Regions from separate parts of the Mus musculus genome. Here all the other regions are linked to region 1. The links are chromatin loops, found by intact Hi-C in ENCODE. Cell type or tissue: heart. All regions are shown on one strand.

Evidence for each region. Peaks named below come from ENCODE experiments on the same cell type or tissue, not always from the same donor. Only the 100,000 strongest peaks of a DNase experiment are listed, where the experiment ranks them.
Region 2: it touches region 1 in a loop (4-fold over the local background); 11 of 42 quality-filtered maps call a loop at or near these places.
Region 3: a loop joins it to region 1, with 4 times the contacts of the local background. A loop is called at or near these places in 11 of 42 quality-filtered maps.

The regions. Positions count from the first base shown.
Region 1 is chrX:151,516,201-151,524,200 of GRCm38, reverse strand. It overlaps Phf8 (PHD finger protein 8), which reads right to left and starts at 3,529. Exons shown (of 22, transcript NM_001113354.1): 1 at 2,764-3,529; 2 at 1,625-1,813. The coding sequence starts at 1,722. In heart, a CTCF peak has its summit at 3,622; DNase peaks (open chromatin) are centred at 3,100 and 3,610; H3K4me3 peaks cover 2,995 bases; H3K27ac peaks cover 3,000 bases; H3K27me3 peaks cover 487 bases.
Region 2 is chrX:151,811,642-151,819,641 of GRCm38, reverse strand. The region is part of intron 2 of Huwe1 (HECT, UBA and WWE domain containing 1); the gene reads right to left. Among named protein-coding and RNA genes, the nearest start is that of Huwe1, 12 kb to the right of the region's middle. In heart, a CTCF peak has its summit at 4,740; a DNase peak (open chromatin) is centred at 7,961.
Region 3 is chrX:151,339,530-151,347,529 of GRCm38, reverse strand. Fam120c (family with sequence similarity 120, member C) reads right to left here and starts at 3,307. Exons shown (of 16, transcript NM_198105.2): 1 at 2,594-3,307. The coding sequence starts at 3,280. A230072E10Rik (RIKEN cDNA A230072E10 gene) reads left to right here and starts at 5,651. Exons shown (of 3, transcript NR_015600.3): 1 at 5,651-7,049. In heart, no CTCF peak of the experiment used is centred here; DNase peaks (open chromatin) are centred at 2,939, 3,369 and 3,639; H3K4me3 peaks cover 2,521 bases; H3K27ac peaks cover 1,318 bases.

The sequences.
Region 1 (8,000 bases):
CAAACATGAGGACTTTAGTTCAATCTCCAGAACATATGTAAGAAAGATTCAAGTCCATATAATCCCAGTGGTAGGGAGAGAAATGGGAAAATCCCTGCGGCTATCTGGCCCACCTGCCTAGGCTACTTATAAAGTACCAGGCCACGGGGAGACCCTAGCTAAAAAAAAAAAAAAAACCAACAAGATGGCTGGTTCCTGAGGACTGAGGCCTGGAAGCCTGAGGCTGACCTCTGGCTTCCATACATGTGTACACACCCGGATACAGAAACCCGCACAAGTAGAAGAAAAATTTGAACTTTCAGACTTGGGTACAGACAAAATAATTTATGGAATGTCAGTTATGGAGTCTGACACAGGGTAAGAAGTTAGGAAACATTCATTCCTGTTGTGTTTTCAGATTTCTACACTGTGAGCAAAAGCCCTTTTAAAGAGATATCATACACACTTCCAAACTAAGGGCCATAGTGAAATAAGTTTTTTTCATTATGACTTGCTTATTTATTCAAAACTGTACTAAATATCTACTGCATATTTAGCACTAGAAATACTAAAAAGAAACAGAAAAGGTATCTCTACCTCTAGGAAGTAACAGACATATGTGCAACTATAAGATTAAATAATTTTTTTTTAATTTTTTTGATATTTTGAGGCAAGAGCTTTCCACTGAATTATATCCCAAGCTCTTTACATTATTATTATTATTATTATTATTATTATTATTATTATTGAGACAGAATCGTGCTAAGTTGCCATGCTGGCCTTGAACTGGCTCAGGCAGGCCTTGAACATGAGACCCACTGACCCCACCCTTACTTTGTTTTTGAGTATAACAGGAACAGCTCCTTTAAAAATTGACAACTTAACATTCTAGAACTTATATAGTAAGAGAATGGTCCCGAATACTGTTTTTTATTAAACTCCAGTATACAAATTCCCTCAGTAATAGGATAATATTTTGATTTTTATTATATACACTAATCTCACTGGAAACCTGGGTGACAGACAGGTGCATTTGTCCTGTTGTTTTACCCTACGTCTTTTAATTTTAATGTAGTTAGACAGTCCTGCAGACGGCACAGAAATAAAATATTTTTCTGGTTCTGCATCCATTTATAGAATGCAAGCAAACTGCTTTACAGCTATGAAAGAGGTATTGATTTGTAAGTGAGGCTCACAGAAGCAAAAGCAACTTTGGCCAAGGCCACTGATAGTAAGTTACAAAGAAATCCATGTTCTTAAACTCAGATATCTCAAAAATGCAGTGCTGCCTCCCCCAAAGCCAGGATACGAGGGAAAACACAACCATACAACTGATAATTTCTTTGTAGCTAGAACGCAGCTAGAAAATCAAATACGTATGCATATATATACATATATATGTATATTCATGTACATACACAAAGTACAATAAATATACATAGGGAAACAGAGAGAAACCACAGACCACTGTCAGCTAGGACCTAGTTGTTGGGCAAGGAGCGATAGAAAAACCTAGGTCTAGTAAATTGACGGAGGGGCTAGTTTCTGAGCAGTAGGTAGAAAACAGGGCTGAGAGGAGGAGAGAGCAAGTGAAAACAACACACCTGGCCAATGCTCCCTGACCAGCCTGGCCTGCCCTTCTTACCTGCCGTGAAACCAGTCCTGGCACATGTCACACTCGATCATGAAGCGGGTCACATCATAAGGCAGTCGACAGAGGCAATACACAGGCACCGAGGCCATCTTCACAGGGGGTTGGATCGTTTTGCGCCGTGCCAGTTTTGAAGCTTTACTGGGTCTGAAGGCAGCAACAAGCGCCTTCTCTAGACGATGGCTAGACACAAACAACACTTCTTTACCAAGTGACTCCTCCGGCCCCGGGTTTCCAAATCGTTCCGTGTCTCCGCCCCCACCCCACCCCCTGGGTACCAACCTCCAGTTCTGAAAAAGGGAGTAACCGAGCCAGGACTCAACACAGCTGGTGAGAGTGCAGGAGTTAAGTGGAGAAAGTCCACCCACCCTTCAGGATTTCTTTCACTTGGAAAGAACAGCAAGAACGTTCTGCTATCTGCTCTGCCCTGCCTTCCAAACGCCTCCCCCAGACCCCTACCTTCTTTGGCCCTGAAGTCAGTGACAACTTCTTTCCGGGTTTCATGTAAATATCTGAAAGCTTTCGGGAAGCTTATTTAATCCCTCACTGAACCCCCTCTCTTCACTGCCCTCTTGCTTCCCAGGACTCTCAGCTCCCTTTATTATGACGCAAACCGCGGCATAAAGGATGAGGCTGGGAAGAGGGAAGCTGAGGGAGAGACCAGAGACCCTGTCTAGCCCCCCAAAATAGGAAGAAGCAGAGATGCGGAAATCCCTGAAGGTCTCCGCAGGTTATTCCGAATTACGCCCCCCCACCCCACCCCCCAAAGCCTTCGGGAACAAGACAAACAAGACTAGGCACCCAACTCAAATCACAGTCCTGGGATCGCGTTGGGAGAGTTTAAATGATCCTTTTCGTCATTCTCAGTATCATTCCCTCCCGAGCAGTAAGGAGTCTCATTCTGCTCCAAAATGAAATAAACCGCAATTTCGTCCTCCACTCCAAAGCTGACAGGGAGCTCATCTCCCCCCCTGACACTGAAAAGGATCTCTTCGAAGCCCCAGGAAACCCACTAGAATCTCCTCGCCGCCGCGAAACTAAGCGAAGAATTTGTTTTCCCCTCCACAGCTCCAAATGGCAGGCATTGCCTTGCAATCCCCTCCGACCGCCGAGGGTTCGGCTGGACCCCTCACCTGACAGACGTCTCGTCTTAAATTAGAACGCAGCTTGCTTGCAGCCCCCAAAACTTACGAGGAGCTCTCTACGCCTCCCCACACACACACTGACAGGAACCTTTTTTATGCCCCAAACCTGATAAAAAATGTCCACGGTCCCAAACGCTACAGAGCTCTCTTCATGCCCGAGGCTGCAGGGGGCAAGTCCTCAGGGAACAGAGCTCAGCCCCAGAGACTCGCCTGCCGCTGGGCTCGCTCCGGGGCAACCCAGCTCTGCGCTAAGCACAGGCTGGCCGGGCAGTTCCGGCCCGAGGCGGCGCGCGCTGAATGCTGGGATTGCCGCTGCCAAACTGTGAAGCTGACTTGCCTTCTCCTAGAAACCACATGCCGCGTCACGCAGTGCCCGGGCTCTGACGGGGCTTTCGGGCAGTGTCCACCTCAGCCCTCCCACCGTCTGGCCCTCAGAGCCTTCTAGAGACCGAGGTCTCAGCCGGGGCTGGGGGTCGGGGTCGGGGCCGCCGGGCGCACTGGCAAGTGGCTTTGTCGCTGCCCCCTTCGCGAGACAGGCTTGCGGCGGCTGGAGAAAGACCGCCGGAGAGGTCGCCGGGAGAAGCCACTCTCGGGGGGTTGTAGGAGATTCAAAGCAATCAATAAAGTTTATTCAAAATCGCGAGGCAGTTGAGGCGGAGAGGGGTGGAGAGATATGGTAAACAGCTACCATATTGAGAGTGGCGGCGTTCTGGGAAAGAGACGAGCCCGCCGCCATCTTACGAGGCTCGGGCACGGGAGGTGAAGGTGGAGCCCGGCACGTCAAGCCGGCGGCTCTTGCGTGACGTCATGGGGCGGGGCGACACCTTGAGGGAGCCTAGGATGTTGCGCCTCGTCTAGGTGGCCCAATGGCGCATAAGACCTTGAGCTGATAGGCGGAGGAGCCGCCATCTTAGGCGAGGCGGTAGTTTGGCTCCATTTTGAGTGGGGCCTGGAGCGTAAGTCTTCCGTAACCCCGGGTAAACACGGAGTTGGAAAAAAAAAAGCCAAACCCGCACCTTCCTCCGCCCGCCCCCCTAGCACTCGCCGCCCCTCGCTAGTCTCCTCCTCCGAGAGGAGGTGAGGTCCGTGGCTCCGGGCGGCAGAAGTGTTACATAGGGCTGCGGGGGCGGGTTTCAGCCTTGGGGGATAGGCTCCTGTCCATTGAGCCCTGATAGTGGACGAGGTCCTTTTCCCACGGTTGGAGTTATCATTTAATCTTTCACTCTGTGAGAGGAAAAAAACTGCGATTATCACCAAATGAAGAAACAGGTTTAGAGAAGGAAAGTGATCTGAGAGCCTGGGAATTAAAAAAAACAAAATAAAACAAAAAAACCTCTTTCCCCCAGCAGGCTCTTCCCAGGGTCTCTGTCATGAACCATGCAGGTTCAATTCCATGAGAAGCAAAAATCAGTTCACGGCTTTCCATATATCTGTACCAGGATTTTCTGACTGCTTTAAGGTGGCACTGTTTGATTTTGTTTTTTCTTCAGACATTAATGAAATATCCCTAGTTCTCTTGCTGTATCACTTTCTTGCAGGATCTCATTACTTTATAGAATAAACTGTATTAAAAGTTGTTTTCTGGAACTGGAGAGATGGCTCAGAGGTTAGAAGCACTGGCTGCTCTTCCAGAGGACCTAGTTCAATTCCCAACACCCACATGGCAGCTCACAGCTGTCTGTAACAGGGGGCCTGGCACCCTCACATAAGACACACATGCAGGTAAAACACCAAAGCACATAACATAAAAATAAAGAAATTTTAGAAAAAAATATTTTCTTACCAAAAGAGGAAGAGTGGCGTGGAAAAAAAGAATATGTGTAAAACAGTTTTCTGGCAAACATATACAGGGACAAAAGTGTCCTTGTCAGAGAAAAATAATTTCCCTCTTCTTGTTTCCTCATTTCTCCTTTCCTTTCCACCTCAGCCTCGGCTTCTTGAGTGCTGTGATTATTATCTGGTGGAGAACTCTTTAAAAACCATCTGAGAGAATGGGGCAAGAGAGTGACAACTTTAACAAGAAAGGAAAAAGGGAGGAAAGAAAATGAAGAGTAAAATAAGCTAAGCCTCATGGGCTGCTTGCTGTTGTAAGCTATGCTGCAGGGAGTCTAAGAGGATATATAAAGATTTGCTAAGGCCCTCAATACAGCTCAGTTGGTAGGATATTGCTTAGCATCCACAAACCCCCAGTGTTCAATTCTCAGAACTGCATAAGCCTTGGGTGGTAGCCCATGTACTCAGGAGGTCCCAAAGTTCAAAGTCATCCTTATTTACAAAAGTTCTAGGCCAGCCTGGGATACATGAAATCACAGCTCAAAAACAAAGTTTAATACTACTGTATACAAAAATAAGGTTCATGAACAATGGTGGCATAGGCCTTTAATCCCAGCAGTCTGGAGGAAGAGGCAGGCAGTTATCTGTGAGTCCAAGGCCACCCTGGTGTACAGAGGGAGTTCCAGGACAGCCAGGGCTGAACACAGAGAAATCCTGTCTCGAAAAAACAAAAAAACAAAAACAACGACAAAAATTGAGGTGCACAAATGCATGGAGGCGCATGGGGAGTCATACTGTAAGAAGTTAAATCAAGAGCTATTATAGTACAAAATGCAAGAGTTTAGATTTTATCTTTTAAGGAATAAGAAACTACTGAAAATTTTAAAATGGGGGAGGGACCACAACTGCCTGAGAGTATATATGGGAACCACATGTGTGCAGGACTGTATAAAGGTAAGAAGAGGGTTCTGGATCCCACAGAACTAAAGTTAGAGGAGGAGATATGAACTACTGCCTTAGGGTTTTACTGCTGTGACCAGACACCACGACCAAGGCAACTCTTATAAGAACAACATTTAATTGAGGCTGGCTTACAGGTTCATAAGGCTCAGTTCATTATCATTAAGGCAGGAACATGGAAGCATCCAGGCAGGCATGGTTCAGGAGGAGCTGAGAGTTCTACATCTTCATCTGAAGGCTGCTAGTGGAAGACTCACTTCCAAGCAGCTAGGGTGAGGATCTCAAGCCCACGCCCACAAGGACACACCTACTCCAACAAGGCCACACCTTCTAATGCAGCCACTCCCTGGGCCAAGTGTATACAAACCATCACAACTGCCTTGGGTCATGGGAACTGAACCCAAACTCTCTGCAAGAGTTGTAAGCACTCTTAACTACTGAGTTATCTCTCTAGTAACTGAACTGTCTTTGCACCTTAGCCAGAGTAGTGTGCAATTTTATTAGGACCTGAAACATATTTTGAGATGTTATAGATCAGTTAATACTAAAGTTGGCTTCAAAGACATGCAATGCAGTAAGAATATTTTTAGAGATAATTTCAGTGCTACATATGAATGTCCTAGCTAAACAAACTAAATATAACCCCAAATGAACTTATTAGGTGAACCTCAAATTTTTGTTTTGTTTTGTCTTGTTTTGGTTCTTTCGAGACAGGGTCTCACTATGTAGTTCTAGTTGTCTTGGAACTCACTATCACTATGTAGACCAGGCTGGCCTTGAACTCATGTAGATCTGAATGCCTTTGCCTCTGGAGTTCTGGGATTAAAGGCATGGGCCACTATGCTTGAATGAACCTCAAATTTTTCTAAGGTTTCTCTAATACCCACTAACATAAAGAAAACTATGATGAGGCTCACAGTGGAAATGAACAGTTTGACTAAACTGCAGACTTTATAAAACACATAGCCATGTGACAGCATAGCAAGATGACAATACTTGCAGCTTAAGCCTTTTAACTTTACAAAGAATCAGGGATGGGGACTGGAGGAAAAAAAAAGAAGAAAAGATATCAAGATAGTGAGTGGGGCCAGAAAATAGTTTGGTAATCTGGATATTTTGGAGGCTGAATCAGACCTTTAGGAGTAATTGAAAGCTGAAGTGAATGAGGAAAAGAGATAGGAGTTCATTTCTGAGTTTAGCCTCAGAATGAGTGCATGGATGGTACCACTGACTAAGCCAGGGTATACAGAAAAAAACAGGTTTTGTAGAGACAAATAAAATGTAGTTTTAAATTGGAGTATGTTAAGGGCAGTGGTGGTGCACGCCTTTAATTCCAGCACTTGGGAGGCAGAGGCAGGTGGATTTCTGAGTTCCAGGACAGCCAGGGCTACACAGAGAAAACCTGTCTCGAAAAAAAACAAGGCATATGTATGAAACTCACTGAATCAGCATTCTCTTCTTTCTTCCTCCTTCCTTTTTAGCTCTTCTTCCATTCTTTTGTTTTGTTTTGTTTTGTTTTGTTTTGTTTTTTCCTTCTTACTCCAGCCTTGCTCACTCCGGCCCAAAGATTTATTTATTATATGTAGGTATACTGTAGCTGTCTTCAGACACACCAGAAGAGGGCATCCCACTATAGATGGTTGTGAGCACCATGTGGTTGCTGGGATTTGAACTCAGGACCTCTGGAAGAGCAGTCAGTGCTCTTAACCACTGAGCCATCTTTCCAGCCTTTGTTTTGGTTTTTGAGACAGAGTTTCACTGTATAACCAAGATGACCTCAAACTCATTATATAGCCCAGGCTAGCCTCTAACTCATGCTCCTTCTTTCCATATATTGTTGTAGGACACAGTCAACAATTCTTTTTCTTTTTCTGAGATACAGCTTCCCTGTGTAGCCCTGGCTGTTCTGGAACTTGATCTGTAGACCAAGCTGGCCTCAACCTTATTGAGATCAGCCTACTTCTGCCTGCTGAGTGCTGGGATTAATGGTGTGTACCACTTCTGCCCAGGCAAAAATTATATTAGTTTTATTTGTGTGTGAGTGCTTTGTTTTACATGAATGTCTGTGCTCATGTGTGAGCTTGGTTTCTGAAGAAGTCAGAGAAGACTGTCAGAGGCCCAGCAAGTGAAATTGAAGATGGTTGTGAACTACGTTGTGCTACTGGGAGTTGAACCCAGGTCTTGTAAGAACAGCCAGCAAGTTTTTTTTTAATTAATTAATTTATTTATTTATTTTTACTTATTCACTTTACATCCTGCTCACTGTCCCCTCCTGGTCACTGCCCCCCCCCCCACACACACAGTCCTTTGCTCTCTTTCTCCTCTGAGGGGGTGGAGCCTCTTGGTATTTCCACACCCTAGCACTTCAAGTCTCCCACTGAGGCCAGACAAGACAGCCCGACTAGAAGACATCCCACATACAGGCTACAGCTTTTGGGATAGCCTATGTTCAGGACCCACGTGAAGGCCAAGCTGCACAACTGCTACACATG
Region 2 (8,000 bases), 300 kb before region 1:
TGTCTGAAGACAAAAGTACTCATACATAAAATAAGTAAAAGAATTTTTAATAAAAGGAAAAGAGTATGAATTTAAAGAAGAGGGAAGGTATCTGAAAGGTTTGGAGGTACAAAGGGGAAGGAAGAAATTTTGTAGACATAGTCTCAAAAAATTTAAAAGAAAAATCACTTTTAGAATTCCTGACCAAACTAAACAAACAAAAACACAACAAAACCCCAGCCTATTCACTATTGATTACAGAGTTATAGACATCACTGATTGCCTGAAGGAGGACTAAGCATAATTTTTAAGCCTTTCTCTATCTGACCTAAGTTCCAATTAATATACAGCCAAGACTTTACCTATCACACATTAATATCTAACCCTCATGACAGCTTGAGAAATGAAGACTGTGACCAATTTACTAAGGTCAAAAAATGTCTATAGGCAGGGATAAGAATGCAAATTCAAACTACCAACCACTCCCACCGCCCCTCACTACAGGCACCAGTATCCCTATCCTTAGCTACATAAAATGGCATGGGAGGATTGCTCAGCTAAATCTATGACCTGGCAGTAAAATGAAATAACAAAACAAGCAGCCTTTACTCACCCCCCCCCCAAAATCTGGAAACTCATTTGCAGACATTGCTTGGAAGTCTCATACAAAATCTGAATATACTAAAATCTCAAGATAAAATGTGTATGCTCCCCCCAGGCGCCTTTAATCCCACCACTTAGGAGGCAGGAACAGGTGGTTCTCTATGGGTTGGAGGTCAGATTGACCAATAGAGCAAGTTCCATGACATCCAGGGCTAAACTGAGAAAGACTGTCTCAAAAAACCAAAAGGGAAAAAAAAGCATGTATGTTTCTCTACAAAAACAAACAAACAAACAAACAAACAAAACTACCTATCGGACTGGAGAGATAGCTCAGTGGTTAGGAGCACTGACTGCTCTTTCCAGAGGTCCTGATTTCAATTCCCAACAACCACATGGTGGCTTACAACCATCTGTAAAGGATCTAATGCCCTCTTCTGGTGTGTCTGGAAACACCTACAGTGTAGTCATATAAATAAAACAAATCTTTAAAAAAAGACTCTTTTTTTTCTGTTTTGTTTTTCCAGACAGGGTTTCTCTGTATAGCCCTAGCTATCCTGGAACTCACTCTGTAGACCAGGCTGGCCTCGAACTCAGAAATCCTGCCTCTGCCTCCCAAGTGTTGGGATTAAAGGCGTGCGCCACCAATGCCTGGCAAAAAGATGATTCATCACATCCAGTTTCTAAGATTATAAGTGCTTTCTTCACCATTGTCCACTTCCAAAAGAAAATTAAGAAATTGTCCTTTAAACTACTATTCTTTATAAAATTTCAGAAACTTGTCTACAAAAAAACAAGTGGGAGTGGGTGGGTAGGGGAGCAGGGGGGAGGGTATAGAGGACTTTCGGGATAGCATTTGAAATGTAAATGAAGAAAATACCTAATAAAAAAATTGGGAAAAAATCCAGTCCATACCTAACAAGCAAATTTCATTACAGATAAATCAATGAGTTCAGGAAAGTATTTTAATCTGGCAGAAATCAAGTCACTCAGTTCCCCTGAAACTCTTTTTAGAAACTGAAAATACCTAGTTACACAAATACCAAACTCGGTTCTGGGGTGGAGACTGTCATACATTTTTTTAAGCTGTATAAACAGATTTGGCTACACAGATCAGCCGTGAGAGCTGTGCCAATCCATGAATGACTTAGAAACCTGTTTCAAAATAACTGAAAGAGGGAGTAGGGTATAAATAAATAAAACCACATCCGCATGCTGTTTTAACTGTTAGTAGCTGGGTGGCAGGTACATAGGTTATCATTGTACCATCTCTATATATTAAAAGTATGCTAAATTAAGGCTCTATCCTGCCAGATCTCTAATCCCATCATCACATTATTACCAAAGCAATATTCCTAAAACTAACTATAAGTACTAAAGCAGCACCCAAGACCTGCATCTCTCTCTCTTAATGGCAAAATGGCATTATATAGTATTCTTCTCATGCTTTGGTCTTGTTAAGTTTCACATTCCCTAGCACTCAAGACTTTTGAAAAGTTGACTCCTGAATATCCCTAAAAGTTGAGCTTAAATGTTACCTCCTCACTATGACACCTCTCTCAAGGTAAAATTTTACCCTCAATCCACATACCATTTACCTGACACTTCCCTCAGAAGTTCTGAATGATTGGGTCTGTACCATATCTGGTTTTTTTTTTTTTTTAAGATTTATTTATTTATTTTATGTATATGACTACACTGTAGCTCTTTTCAGACACAGCAGAAGAGGGCATCAGATCCCATTACAGATGGTTGTGGGCCACCATATGGTTGCTGGGAACTGAACTCAGGATGACTGTTAGAGCATTTTCAGCATCTACATTAGAGCTCAGAACCAGATTATCCAATGTCTTTTCTGGTCTCCACAGACACCAGGCACAAACAAGTCACAAATACACTTGCAGACAAAACATCCACATATTTAAAATGCATGCTTTTACTTACATACACAAAAATGCAAAACCAAAATTTTCAGTTGATACTACCCTCTGATTCAGGGTCAACTAGGTAGGAATCAACAACTGAGTATGATTATAGTACATTACTAGTCAACCAAAACTCTGGATGTAATAAGAATTGACAAATGGGAAATCATAAGTTTCTACACAGCAAACAGAACTTAGAATAAAACACTAAAAGAATGGAAGAAAACTCTTTGCCTGCTATTTATCTGATAAAGATTAATATCCAAATGGTCAAATGAACAAAAGAAAAGCAAATGGTCAAAAAAGCCTGTAAAAACAAAGTTCATCTGATATATGCATTTTTTTCTAAATAGCAAATATACCACTTCACAATTTAAAAGTTGAGAAATAAATGGGCTTTGAAAACATTTTCTTTTTCAGTGCTCACACCAAATCCAGGACTTGGGGCAAAAGAAGTGCTCCACTAATGAACTACATTCCCAGTTCAGAAAACACTTAAGTTTTATGGATCGACATTCATTCCCACTTATTGACATACAGTGTCCACACATATGTGTGAAAACAGAGACAAGAGTTAGCTGTGGGATCTGGAGAGATGGCTCAGTGGTTAAGGGCACTGGCTGCTCTTCCAGAGGTCCTGAGTTCAATTCCCAGCAACATCTGTAATGGGATCTGATGCCCTCTTCGGATGTGTCTGAGGATAGTGACAGTACACTCATATACATAAAATAAATTTTAAAAAGTCTTTAAAAGAGTTAACTATAATGGCTCTTATTTGAAATTCAAACATTAGGGACTTTAAGGCAGCAGGATTGGCACAGGTTTGAGGCTAGCCTCAGCTACATAGTGCCAGGTCAGCCTGGGCTAAAATGAGACTATCAAAACAAAAATTCCTTCTAAAAACAAACCAACAACAAAAACACCCTTAAAAACCTGCCAAATTAGGCTAACCCATAAGAGGATGACAGTGGAAATGTTCAAAATACACTGTATGAAATTCTCAAAGAATAGAAATGTTTTTAAAAGGCTACAAATTGGACTCATACTGGAATGTAGGTCAAAGGTGTGTTTATAGGTGGGGGGCTTTCTTTGGAGTCCTGCCTTTTACTTAAGTTTTTTTTTTTTTTTTTTTTGTCAAATTTCCCCCAGTGAGGAAACTTCTGTACTTTCATAGATGACACCTGGTAACACATTTAGAAATAAAAGCAAGTTGCTTAAAGGAAACCTACAGCATAGTGGCACAGTACTGGGCTGTTTAACTTGTGCCTAACTTGGTGCCTAACTCCACCACTATACTATATACTATACATGACTATATAATAACTATAGCCAGTTATTACCCTTAAATCTGGGCCCACAAAATGAGTCTGATATGTATAATAAGTTCTCTGTTCCAACTTTTCTGGTGGAATATAAAGAAGATTTTACTATTTAAAAGCTGCTGGTGAATGAATCCCTTAACAGAAATATAAGAAATGCACTATTAGGGAAACTTCATTATTGTGGAAACATCCTAAAATAAATGTCTACAAATGTCATTAATACAATCTTTCACCATCAATAGGCAATATAAATTTCTGTATCTGTAATTCATTACTGATCTCTACCACCAGCAACAATAAACTAGTCTTGCACAATGAATGTTTCAATTACAGAAATCTTAATGTCACCTTCCACTACAGAATACATTCCTGACAACTATACAGGGAGTTTCTGGGCTACATAAGGTATCTTCTCAAAACAAACCACAAGCAGAAACTATATTGTTAGACAGCACATGACTATAATTTGTCTTCTAAAGGTAGACAGATCTATGCTGCCCATGAAGCTAGTCTTTACTTTTTTTCATAGTAATGGGATTATTTTAAATTTTTTTTATTCATTGTATTTTTCTCTCATATATTACATTCAACTGCAGATTTCCCTCCCTCGTCTCAGTCCATCCCTCCACCTTCCCTATAAACTGCTGTAACATTTTGCTCATTCCTCCCACTGTTCATACTAGCATTTCAGTGTGATTTATAAATCTCCCGGCAAGTTCCATTTCTGTTGCTTATCTTTGTAAACTACATTTTGTATGGTCTACATAGGAATGTGGGTGAGTATGCCACGGTGCATATATGAATGTCAGAGAACAAATGCCAGACGTTAGTTCTCTCCTTCCACTATGTGGATTCCTAAGATAGAAATCAAACTTGCTAACAGTTGCCTTTAAACTGTTGAACCATCTTACCAGCACCGGATTGCTCATCTTTTGTATCTCCACTATGTGGCACCAATGAGTACATCCTTAGAAAAAAGGTGTTGCATAAATATTATTGCCCTCATTTAAAGGGTGAGGAAACTAACTCAATTTGCCCTAAGTGACATAGCCATTACATAAACTATAATGGCCTCATCTTTACAGAGTACTCTATAATTGCAGTACCTTAAAATATTATTAATTTTTTATTACATAATTTTATTACATATCATGATATTAAAGGCTCAGTGCAACCTATAAAGTACATTTTAAGTTTTATATATACCTGTACATACACAAACATGTAAGTGTAGGATTTTGATAAGCATCTTATAAGTAATATAAATTTAGTAAAATAGCCTAGACCCATTCAAATATTAATTTGCATACTGTTTCTCACTATTATGTACATGCATTTTAGGGCCAGCAGAAGGAAAGAGGGAAAAAGTTGGAAGCAGGCAGCTAAAAAAGACAGGACACAGGCCTCAAGACCAGATACAGGTTTATCCAAAGACTAAACTAGCACAGTAATAGCAATTGAATGTATCACTGTGAACTCTCACCTTGGCCCAAACACTTGTTATTATTACCCTGTACTCATAGAAGACAATTGCAGGGTTTCTCAACATAACAGTCTTAGAGGCTGAGGAAGCACACGAGAATTAGAAAACCTATGTCTATTCAACTAAAGGAAGAGAGGCAAGATACAAGAATGAAAACGAAAACCTTAAATTACTTAAAAATGAACAGAGCTAGGTGTGCTAATGCACACCTGGAATCTTAGCATTCTGAAGGATGAGGCAGGAGAATCACATGCTCAAGGCCAGCCAGTACCAAATAGTCAAGAAACAAAAACAAGAACAGTTTCCACTTACAGAACCATACATGGTAATTTAGATACTACATAAAATAAATGGTTTTAAAGAAGTTAATATTGAATAACTCTTTTCTAACATGGTGATGAAACTGGTAACTGTTGCAAGGACTCTCACCACAGATTAATAAGGTTGTGGCAGAACATTGAATAGAAAGACAATTAACAGTAAAGAACCATGTAAAAGGGGAAGATCATGGCAAACAATGCAGTACATTAAAACCACAAAACTGATTCCAATAACAAATGAAGGTATTTCCAAAGACGAAACAAGAAGTTGACTGAGCCAAACTGTAATTTGGAAAGTCCCAAATCTAGAACTGCCTGCACTCTATGCCTTCTACTTTTATCAAGATTTTACAAACCTTTCCCCTTAAATTCTAGCAAAAATTTTTTTACTAAAGGAAAAAAATGTAGGACCAATAATGAAACAACCTGGGAAGGTGAAGTGGAAAAGGAAAATAGAGACTGGGTACAAAGCTCTTACCATGGCAAAGAGAAAATTTCCTTCAATCTCACATTTTGTCTTATCACATTAGTTGATTCCAGCTCTAGGGAAGAAATCTATAATAATCCTAAAATAACCTGACATACTAATAGTAAGGAAACTACCCAAGACTACTAGGGTTTATACCAAGAAAAATCAAAACGCAACTTTATATTATAGAATTTTCCTAGTTAGAAGAATGGACACTTTGAATTTAAAACATTAGCCTCAGAATGTTTATATCCATGAGTACCTAGGTATACACATTTACATAACCTTCTGAATCTAGCAGGGAACCAAAACATCATATCAAAGGCTGTATTTAGAGGCTAGAGACAGCTCAATTATTAAGAGAGCAACCTGCTCTTCAAGAACTGGAGTTTGGTTACAAGAACCACAGTGGTCTGTAACTACAGCTCCAAAGGATCCAATACCCTTTTCTGGCCTCCATGGGCACATGTACATTGCATACACTAAAGCACATGTACACTGCATAAAGGCATTAGGCATTTTTTTAAAATAAAGCTATGTTTAGAAAGAAAAAAGCTGAGTGTAGATCATACCTTAATCCCAGCACTCAGAAAACAAAAGCAGGAGGATAAAACTGTGAGCTTAAAGCCAAGCTGGGCTACATAGTGAATTCCAGGCCAGACCTAAAAAGAGAAGGAACTAAGAAGATAATCAGTAATATGCTTACTTGCAAGTACAAGGACCCAAGTTTCAGAACCCACATTTAAAACAAAACCAAACCAACTGGGTGTTCATATAATCTCAGCATTGAGAAGGCATAGAAGATCCTATTTCAAAACTTACAATAAGTAAATGTGGGTGGACAGCAAAGGAATGATGATACCTAATGCTAGTCTATGGCTAGCTTACACATGCACACACATACAAAACACATGCACATACCATTTTATTTTTAGGGTACAAAAACTGAGTGTTCATTCTGTCTGTTCTACATCAACTATGTATTTGAGTAACCAAATAAGAAATAAGGGGAAATAAAATATTAGGAAAAAGCAAAATGTTGTTATTGAAACATCAATTCACTGTCCTCAATGATTTAATGAATTAAAAAGATTCACATCATTAAAACACGATGTCATGAATGAACATATACCCTATGTTTACCAAAGGGAACGAACCTGAATTTATCACACCTCTGGACCCAGTTGCCATTGTGCAAGAAAGTAAGGATTTCAAAACTGCTTTTAGCTGAAGGCAATACTAAATAAACTGCTCTCAATCTTAGAGAAACTTCTTTTTTGCAGTGACTAGTTAATGCAGGAAGACTAAGTGACTAAGTGCTCAGGCCTAAAATGGGAAATCTATATTAACCATGAAGTGGAAACTTCTGGCTTCTTTGGAAAGTCAGTTATGGTTTGCTGGGGAACACAGGTGAAAGGATGTTTTGCTAAAGAAAACAGAGATTAAAGGATGTATTGCTATAGCAAATGCATGAAAGGACACATGATGTTCAGAAAGAATATAAATAGGAGCCAACAGTAGGAGCTCAAGCATTGGCTTGCTTTGCTCTGCTTTACATTGTATTGTTGAACTCCATACCAAAAAGAAGCTCTCCAAAGAACTTCTCCGGGCGGTGGTGGCGCATGCCTTTACAAAGTGAGTGCCAGGACAGCCAGGGATATACAGAGAAACCCTGTCTCAAAAAACGAAGAAGAAGAAGAAGCAGCAGCAGCAGCAGCAGCAGCAGCAGCAGCAGCAGCAGCAGCAGCAGCAGCAGCAGCAGCCACCGCCTTCCCCGCAAAGAACTTCCCACGAGGAGGTTTCCTGCAGCTTCTTGGTGCTTTTGCAGAGACCTTCCTGTTGCCAAGCTTTGTGCTTTCTTCTGGATTGAACTCCCCTTGCTGGTTCCTGTATGGAGACTGC
Region 3 (8,000 bases), 180 kb after region 1:
TATATATCAAATTCAAGATAGCCTGGATGACATGAGAACTTGCCTCAAAAAAAAAAAAAAAAACTGTGCTAGATATGCTAAACATATTTAATGACAAAATATAGTTATAGTTGGTTCTCAAATTTCTTGACTGGCAGAGAATATGAATAAACCACAAGCCTATAGTGTTACTCTCTCCTGCCAACCAGCAATCAAAACCTATTCAGAAAAAATATTTGTAAATATGCTATAAATAAACAATAACCTACTCAGAGCACACAGACAGGCTGCTTTAGGTCCTCATGCCCTTATCCAGTGTGTAGTAGTCTCACACCTCTTCATGGTTAATCTGTAAAGGTACTCCAGAATTTAATCACTAAGAAATTATACCATACTCCCTGTAAATAGGCTACATTTTTCACCACGAGCAATTTTTGCACAAAGTATCTGGAATTTTGTTTTCAGTCTTTATGAAACCCTGACCTCCTGGAGAGCCAGCCCTTCCTCAGGAATTTTCTGCACGAAGCCCAGTACTTACCCTACTGCAAGCACTCAGCAAAGGAATACCACAAATGAATAAAGCAAACCTGTTTTTATTCAGGTGCCAATGAGATATTTCTTCCAGTGTGGAAATAATCTGATCCCAGGGCCTCTTTACAAAGATTCATCTTTGAACACAGCTATTAAGAGTGCAAGCTGTGGAATCAGATTGCATGGACATCAAGCCCAGAATCTCACCTCTATCATTTATTACTACATCATCTCTGGACAAGTGTGTAAAGCTCCTGGGTCTGAGTTTCCCCATTTGGAAAACGGGGGTCACACTGCTTCATGAGTTACTGTAAAGATCCAATGAGAATTTTAAAGCACTTAAGGGCTGCAGATGGAAAAACAATTAGTACCGCCCTTCCCCAGCACCACCCTCAGCCCCCTCAAAAAAAGACAGGAAAACCCTGCCCCACTAACATAGTCATCACTACTGCCAACAGTCAAGCTGCCAGTAATAGCAGGATAAAAAAATAACAGGGTAAAAAAAAAAAAGTTCTTAAAGCCTGGGTGGTGCCATTGAAAACAACTTGGAAGGAAAGCCTGTAAGTGACTCTGCTTTAAAATGTTCAGTCAGGAGAACAGGCAAGTGGGGTTTTGTTACAGTTATATTTTAAGTTAGCTCATGATTAGATTTTTTTGCATGCATGGTGTCAGGAGATTGAAGCAAGGGCCTCCTGGTTAGTAAGGACACTACCACTGAGCTATGCCCCCAGCCCATTAATGGCTTGTCAAATTTAAAAAGGCATAAATTTGGTGCTGAGTTCTGTATATCTAGCATAGTAGGATTCTAGTCACATTCTATAACCATTGCAAACTTCTCCATGTAGCAGATCTTTCCGTCTCTGTTCCCTCCTTACCCCACCAGCTGCCACCTGTTTTGTTTTCAGAATCCCCAAGTCCCCAATCCTGAAAGGACATTCCCCCCAAAACTCTGGTTAGAAAATGGGTTTGCAGTTTCTTCCCACCTAACCCTGTAACGCTTTTCTTTTCCTTCTTCCTGCCTACCTCCTTACTTCTCAAGCCTTGCTATTCTCTACACGTAGGAACTTGAAACCTAAGAGTATGGGAAAGCAACAGCGTAATAGCAGTGGTGCCAAGACCCGGGGATGCTGCCAAGCTTTTCCCCAGGCTCCATATGCAGTGGCTCAACTACTCAGAGGCTGGCCTTCGGTTTAAACCCATGGAGCCTCATGAACTTGGTATTTCTTTTTGCCTCTGCCCGATTGCTTCAACCTCTTTAATTAAACAACCTCCTCCAAAACCTGTGAACCATTCAGATCTAGCCCATTCTCCAAGTCTATCTTTTTCAGGAAGTTTCCCAGGACCATTTTAACCCACAGATTATCACCCCACCCACCTACCCAAACTGGCAACTTACATACCAGAAAACAGAATCACCATGCATATTTACACCAGCAAGTAAATGCTGCGCATTTGATCTTTCAAAGCCAAGAATGGCGTCTTGGGGTTTTTGAGAGCCCCTCCCCGCACCCCCAACCGTCTTTGAAACCCCCTACTGAGCGTGTTCATCTTCCTGAATAGTGACTCAATCAGTGAATTGTTTGGGCTAAGGCATGCCAAGATAAAAGCATGTTGAAATGAAAAGGGCTCAATGGATGGGGAAAAAAGAAGTACTAGGTGTCAAATGGGGGAAAATTATAGAACAAAGGTGTTCGACTAACATCTGTTTTATTTGCCATGGGGTTGAAAACAGATATAGGGGAGGGAATGTCAACTGGAAAATGAAGAAAAAACATATTTCAGTTTGAGGGGGATGATAGCAAGAGAAACATGAAGCCCGGAGGAATTTTGAGTCAATTCTGCTAGAACCAACAGGTAGGCCAATTGTGTGAGTAAAGGGGGTTACGGGGATGGCATGGCTAGAGATACAATCATGTAGGTAAGGGAATTAATAGGCCATATGACGGGGGCACGAGGGGATAAAATGGTCGCCAGTAAGTTAGCTGACTGAGTGGGTGGCAGGTAGGTCGGTGAATGGTTAGGTGTTTAGTCTGGAAGGAACAGGTGTGGGGCATTTCATTTAAAAATCTAACCCCTCCCTCACCTTGACCCGGAAGCGGATGAGTGCTAGCCTCACGCAGTGGCTCAGACAGGCAGGTGGCAGGAACCAGGCCCGCGGTGGAGGGGTGCCCTTGTTGCCCACGTGTCCCACGATCAGTTGCGCAGTCTGCCGCTCCGCCTGGCACCGACGGCCCCACTCGGCCAGTCGGTCCTTCCCCAGGCCCCCAGGGAACATGACCACCAGCTCCAGGCCGTCTCCGCCCGGATAGGCACAAGCCTGGCACAGCGCTGACAAGTAGCCCAGCATGGCATTCCACTGGCCGCCACAAACCCAATCCGTCTGGTAGCCACCATAGAGCCGCGGCAGCGCCGAGCCCGCGTCTACCAATACCCGAGCCCCAGGCAGCGGAGGGGGCGGCGGCGGATGCAGCCCTGGCGGCGCTTGGCCATGGTGGTGGAAATGGTGAGCAGGGTGATGGTGCCGAGACGGCCCCGCGCCCCCGGAGTAAGCACCAAAGGCAGCGGGCGGGAGCGGCGGCGGCGGCAGAGGAGCAGAGCCCCTGGTGATGCGTGGAGCCCCTGGCGCTAGGGCTGCTGGCGGCAGCTGGCGGTGCAGGTGCTGCTGCTGCTGCTGGCGCGAGACGGTGCGCGCGAGTTTGAGGAGGTCCACAGGCACCACAGCCCCGGGACAGCGCTTCTCCAGGAACTCTTGGAAGCCCTGGACGCCCATGCTTCCTCCGTGGGTAGAAGGAACAGCGGCTGCGCAAGCGGGCCAGTCGGCGATCCCCGCGCGAAGCTGGAGGCGGGCGCGTGCGCACTCCGCGGGGGGTAGGGGCGAGGGGGGCGGAGAGAGGGTTTGAGAACGGGAGGGGCGAGGGAACGTGGGCGGGGAGGGGAGGAGACCACAGACTGGGTGCGGGTGGAGAGCAGAGGTGAGGCTGACCAGACTCAGAAGAGGCTGGGAAGATAAAAGCGATGACAAAGTCGTAGTCACTCCTCTTTTCCCGTTCCCCTCCGCTGCTCTTCTTCACTGCTTCAAAGGGGGTGAAGCCTCTGCCTTCCACCTCCGGGAGCCATGTTGCCTCGTCTTCTCTGTGATACTCGCTTTCTAGCTGGGGGAGGGGTACAGGGGCGGGGCGGATGAGCATCCTGGGAGTTGTAGTCTTTTCCCGGATGGCCTCAGGATGCAGTCTTAGAACCAGAGGATCACACCTGTCAGGCCTTGATGCTCATAGTGTCAGAAGAAGCGGGCCAAGAAAATGTGTGTATAGGATTTGTACCAGAACTCCTAGTATCCAACCGAGTTGCCTCAGGATATTATACCACCATGCCCAGGGAAAGAAATGGAGATGATGCATCATGGGAAAGGAAGTACTGTGGATTAGTAGAATTTGGCTAAAGTGAGCTAAAGTTCCCTGAAAGGGAGAAATTTCCCTTCCATTGAAAAGATGATATGCACAACTTTTAACGAAAGGAGAAGAACACATATGATACATAAAAACCGCTAACATCTACTGTCATACTTTGAAGAGTTATCCACCTTACAAATGGTAAAACATTTACTTAAGACAATGAATGCATAGACAAAATGAAATTGCCTATAATTTGCCTCAGGATCTCTGGTCAGGGAGATTAAACACCCACTCAAATTCAACTACAACTTGGACCTTATTGGTACTCACTAAGCTATGCCATATGGTTAGGGGATTTTTTTTGTTTTCCAACCTACTAAATGTGTCCATGTGGGAACAATTCAAAATAGCTGCAAAGGTTCTAATTTGATCACAGTCTTTTGAAAAGTACATTTCAGCATGCTTCTCCAATGAAATCCATGTAGAGTCTGTCTTCTGTCAAGTTTTAGGGCCCATTACTTCAGCCAGACTACAGCAGAAAACAAGATCTGCATGCAGAGTAGTTGTATCTATCTGGCTTGGAATTTACAGAACATAAAAGAGCAGAACCCCAGGAATGACATCAGAATGGTTTGATAGGATGAAACCAAAAACAGGTTGCAAATTCCAAACCGGGTTTGTCATAAGAGTAGTAGATCCAGAATAGCAGGGATGGGAGACAACATGAAAGGCAAGGGAGAGGGAGGTGGGGGGTGTATAGGGGACTTTCGGGATAGTATTTGAAATGTAAATGAAGAAAATAGCTAATAAAAATTGTTTTTGAAAAAAAAGGGAAAGGCAATAGCTTGAAGGCATGAAAGATGAAGAGAATAGATGTTTTTAGTAAACTGTGCTTACTAGAGAGTTTGTCCAGCATCCCTTTCCTAAAAATTAGCCTTCTCATTGTTAACTTGATAAGATTACTGCAAAAACTGTTGTCTTAGGCATGATGGTATGTGCCTGCAATCTTAGTACTCAGGAAGTTGACATGGGACAGTCACCTTAAGTTCTAGGCCAGCCTAGGCTACCCAGTGATTTCAAAGAACCAAGGAAGTAAATAAATCCTATCATGTTCACATTTGCTTGTAATGCCATATTTTAACTGAGTGTGTTGGCTTACATCTATAAACCCAGCATTCAGAAGGTCAAGGCAGGAGGATTGCCACAACTTTGAAATTATTATTTTCCAGGTCAGCCTGAGATAAGAACTAAACAAAACAAACAGTAAAGAAAAAAATTAAGTCCCAACAACAACAAAAATAATTGGATCATAAGCCACTTAATGAAACTGTTAGCCACAAGTGAGATACCTTTAGATGAAAACCCTTTATTATTCTACCTTCAAATCATCCTTTCTGGGTCGGTGAGATGGCTCTCTGGTTAAAATGCTTGCTTTGCAAGCATGAGGACCTGGATTCAATTCTCAAAGACCACACCAAAAAGCCAGGCTCAATGTAGTGCATTTGTAATCCCAGGGCTGGGGAAGTAGAGCCAAGTGGATTTCTGGGACCCAGTGGCCAAGCAACCTAGTCTAATTGGTGAGTTCCAGGCCAATAAGAGACAATGCCTTAAAAACTGAGGTGGAAGATTCCTGAAGAATGATATGCAAATTTTGTCCCCTGGCTTTCATGGGCATACATATGAGCACACCAAGACACACAAGTGTACCTGTGCACACTTACAAAATGTCCTTTCCATTATTTTCAGCTATGATACAAGCGAGATTTCACAGATGTACTCTTCTTCCCCGTTTTAATGGTAACAGCCTGTGAACTTCAGCTAAGTATATCTAAAATTTGTATCTTACCCTCTTAAATATGGTCTTATAAACAGCATACTTGGGACTGTGCAAGGCTTATCCAATCCCAGCTTCTTGGTACATCTATCTGTCATTTCTCCATTCTCCATTGCCCTGGTCAAGGCAATCCCAAAGCCATGCTGATTGAGACACTCAGGGATCCCTTAACTGCTTTAAGTAATAGATCTTTCTCCACTCTTTCATGTCTTGGCTGTGCTTGTTTTAACCTTTTGCATTCACCAAGATGTGAGCTCATTACATTTGGTTACAAAGAGAATAAACAGTCAGAAATGAGGTGTGGCAAATTACAAGCCCAAAATACACGGAACTGATACAGGTGGAATCTTCTAGCATCCATTGATGGGAAGGGAGTTGACACTTTTTGTAAGATATGGCAGTGAACCAGTTAATTACAGTTCCTGGAACTCAAAAGAAAAGCCCTGGAGCTGGGTGTGGAGTTCAGTGGTAGAATCCTTCCCCAGCTTCTATTCCTCAGGACCACAAACAAACAAAAACAAACTGAGCTTTGATTGCTGCAGGCACAAATCCCTTGGTCCTGCTGACTTGCAGCAAAAATGTCAGACCCACTTCAAGGATTTCACTGATTAAGAAACTGGCACCAGCAAATTATTCACACATGTATAAGGAGTAGTAACTCCTCATGGCATCAACTTTGCCAGAAGTGCTGATTTCCCATAACTGAATCCAACTAGATGTTAAGAAGCAAGTGAACATCCATCCCCAAGGCGGATCAGGACGGAGGTGGGGAAGGTTTCACAGTAGTAAGCTCAGCTCAGCTTACTATCTCCTACTGGATCTCTGATCGAGAGGATCTTGAACAGAATGACAGAGAGAATGAGCCAAATACTTAGAGAGTGCTAAGAAAAAGAAGCTGCAACAGTAGTAAATCACTTGCTTTGTATGTGCAGGACAAGGAGTCCGATCCCCAGCACCGGAAAAAAAGGAAGAGAAAGGAGACCAACAACAAGAATTTTACTACCTGTTATTAATACTTGCTACTGGGACATCTCCCAACATGAAACCAATAGGCCTTCAATTGAAGACTTAGAAAATTTTCATCAGTAGAAAATCATGTCTAGCGAATCATGATTGTAATGGACCACCCAGAGTAGCAACTCTGGAGCAGCACATCACAGTACCTGTTCTGAACAGGATCATTTCAAGCCTCACCCTGTATTTTCAACATTGGAAACACTGAGTGTACCACCAGAAATCCATGATTTTAGTAGTGTTGAAGATGAAGCCAGAAAAATGTTGAAGTACTATAAACAGTGTGCAAACTACTGATGGTAAGGGAAAGAGATGAGCTTTGTTCTTTCTTGCACAGACATGAGTGGGAGAATGGGGAAATATGAGAGGAAACAGGATGGGGGCAGAATAGCATCAAGGTAGTAAAAAAAAATTACAGAGGACTGATCAATATAAATGTGATTAGGCCAAATGTGCACACTGGCTGACAATTAGATTTCTATCCTATCAACACAGAGACAGAGAGACAGAGGCCCTATTGTTCCTGGCAATTAGGTTTCCAAGGAATGTCTCACAGGTCCTTCAGAAAGACATCCTGAACTGGAGGAAAGATACACATGTCTCCAAGGAACAGAAGGATTAACAAGTATAAGTTTCCTTTAGTTAATGTTCTACAGTGAATCAGTTATGGGGTACAAATGAACTGAATTATTTTGATAACCCCATTTCTCCTGAACGGCACACTGCATTCTCCTGGTGATTTGACCTTCGATTGCTCACAGCCTTGTTAAATAGGTCAAATCTCCTAATGCAGGGGTATGAAAGAAGTGTAGTGGTACATTTTTTCAGACCCCTCTAGCCATCTGAGAGATTTAAACACATTTTCAAATCTAAGAACCTCACTTTGAGCATAACCCTGACCTAAATACAAACTGGTTAAGCAAGGAAATAATAAGAAAGGGACTCCCATGAGTTTTTTTCCATTATACCCATCCAGGTGAAAAGGGTAGATACATCCTCAGATGTAGTGATGGATCAATGTGCGACTTCTACTTCCCTAAAAGGGAACTTTGATGGTGTTTATTTGTAGACTGTTATATATTAATCTGTTGGTGGAAGGCACATTTATCAGATTTCTAGATTACAAGGAGCCACATTTTATTGAAACTGAACTAGAGGAAGAAAGGATGTGTCCATGTGATGCCATTATATATGGATTAGTAGAGTTGCTTATGATTTGCAGCTATCCATGGGTTTTGTTTGAGTAGGCA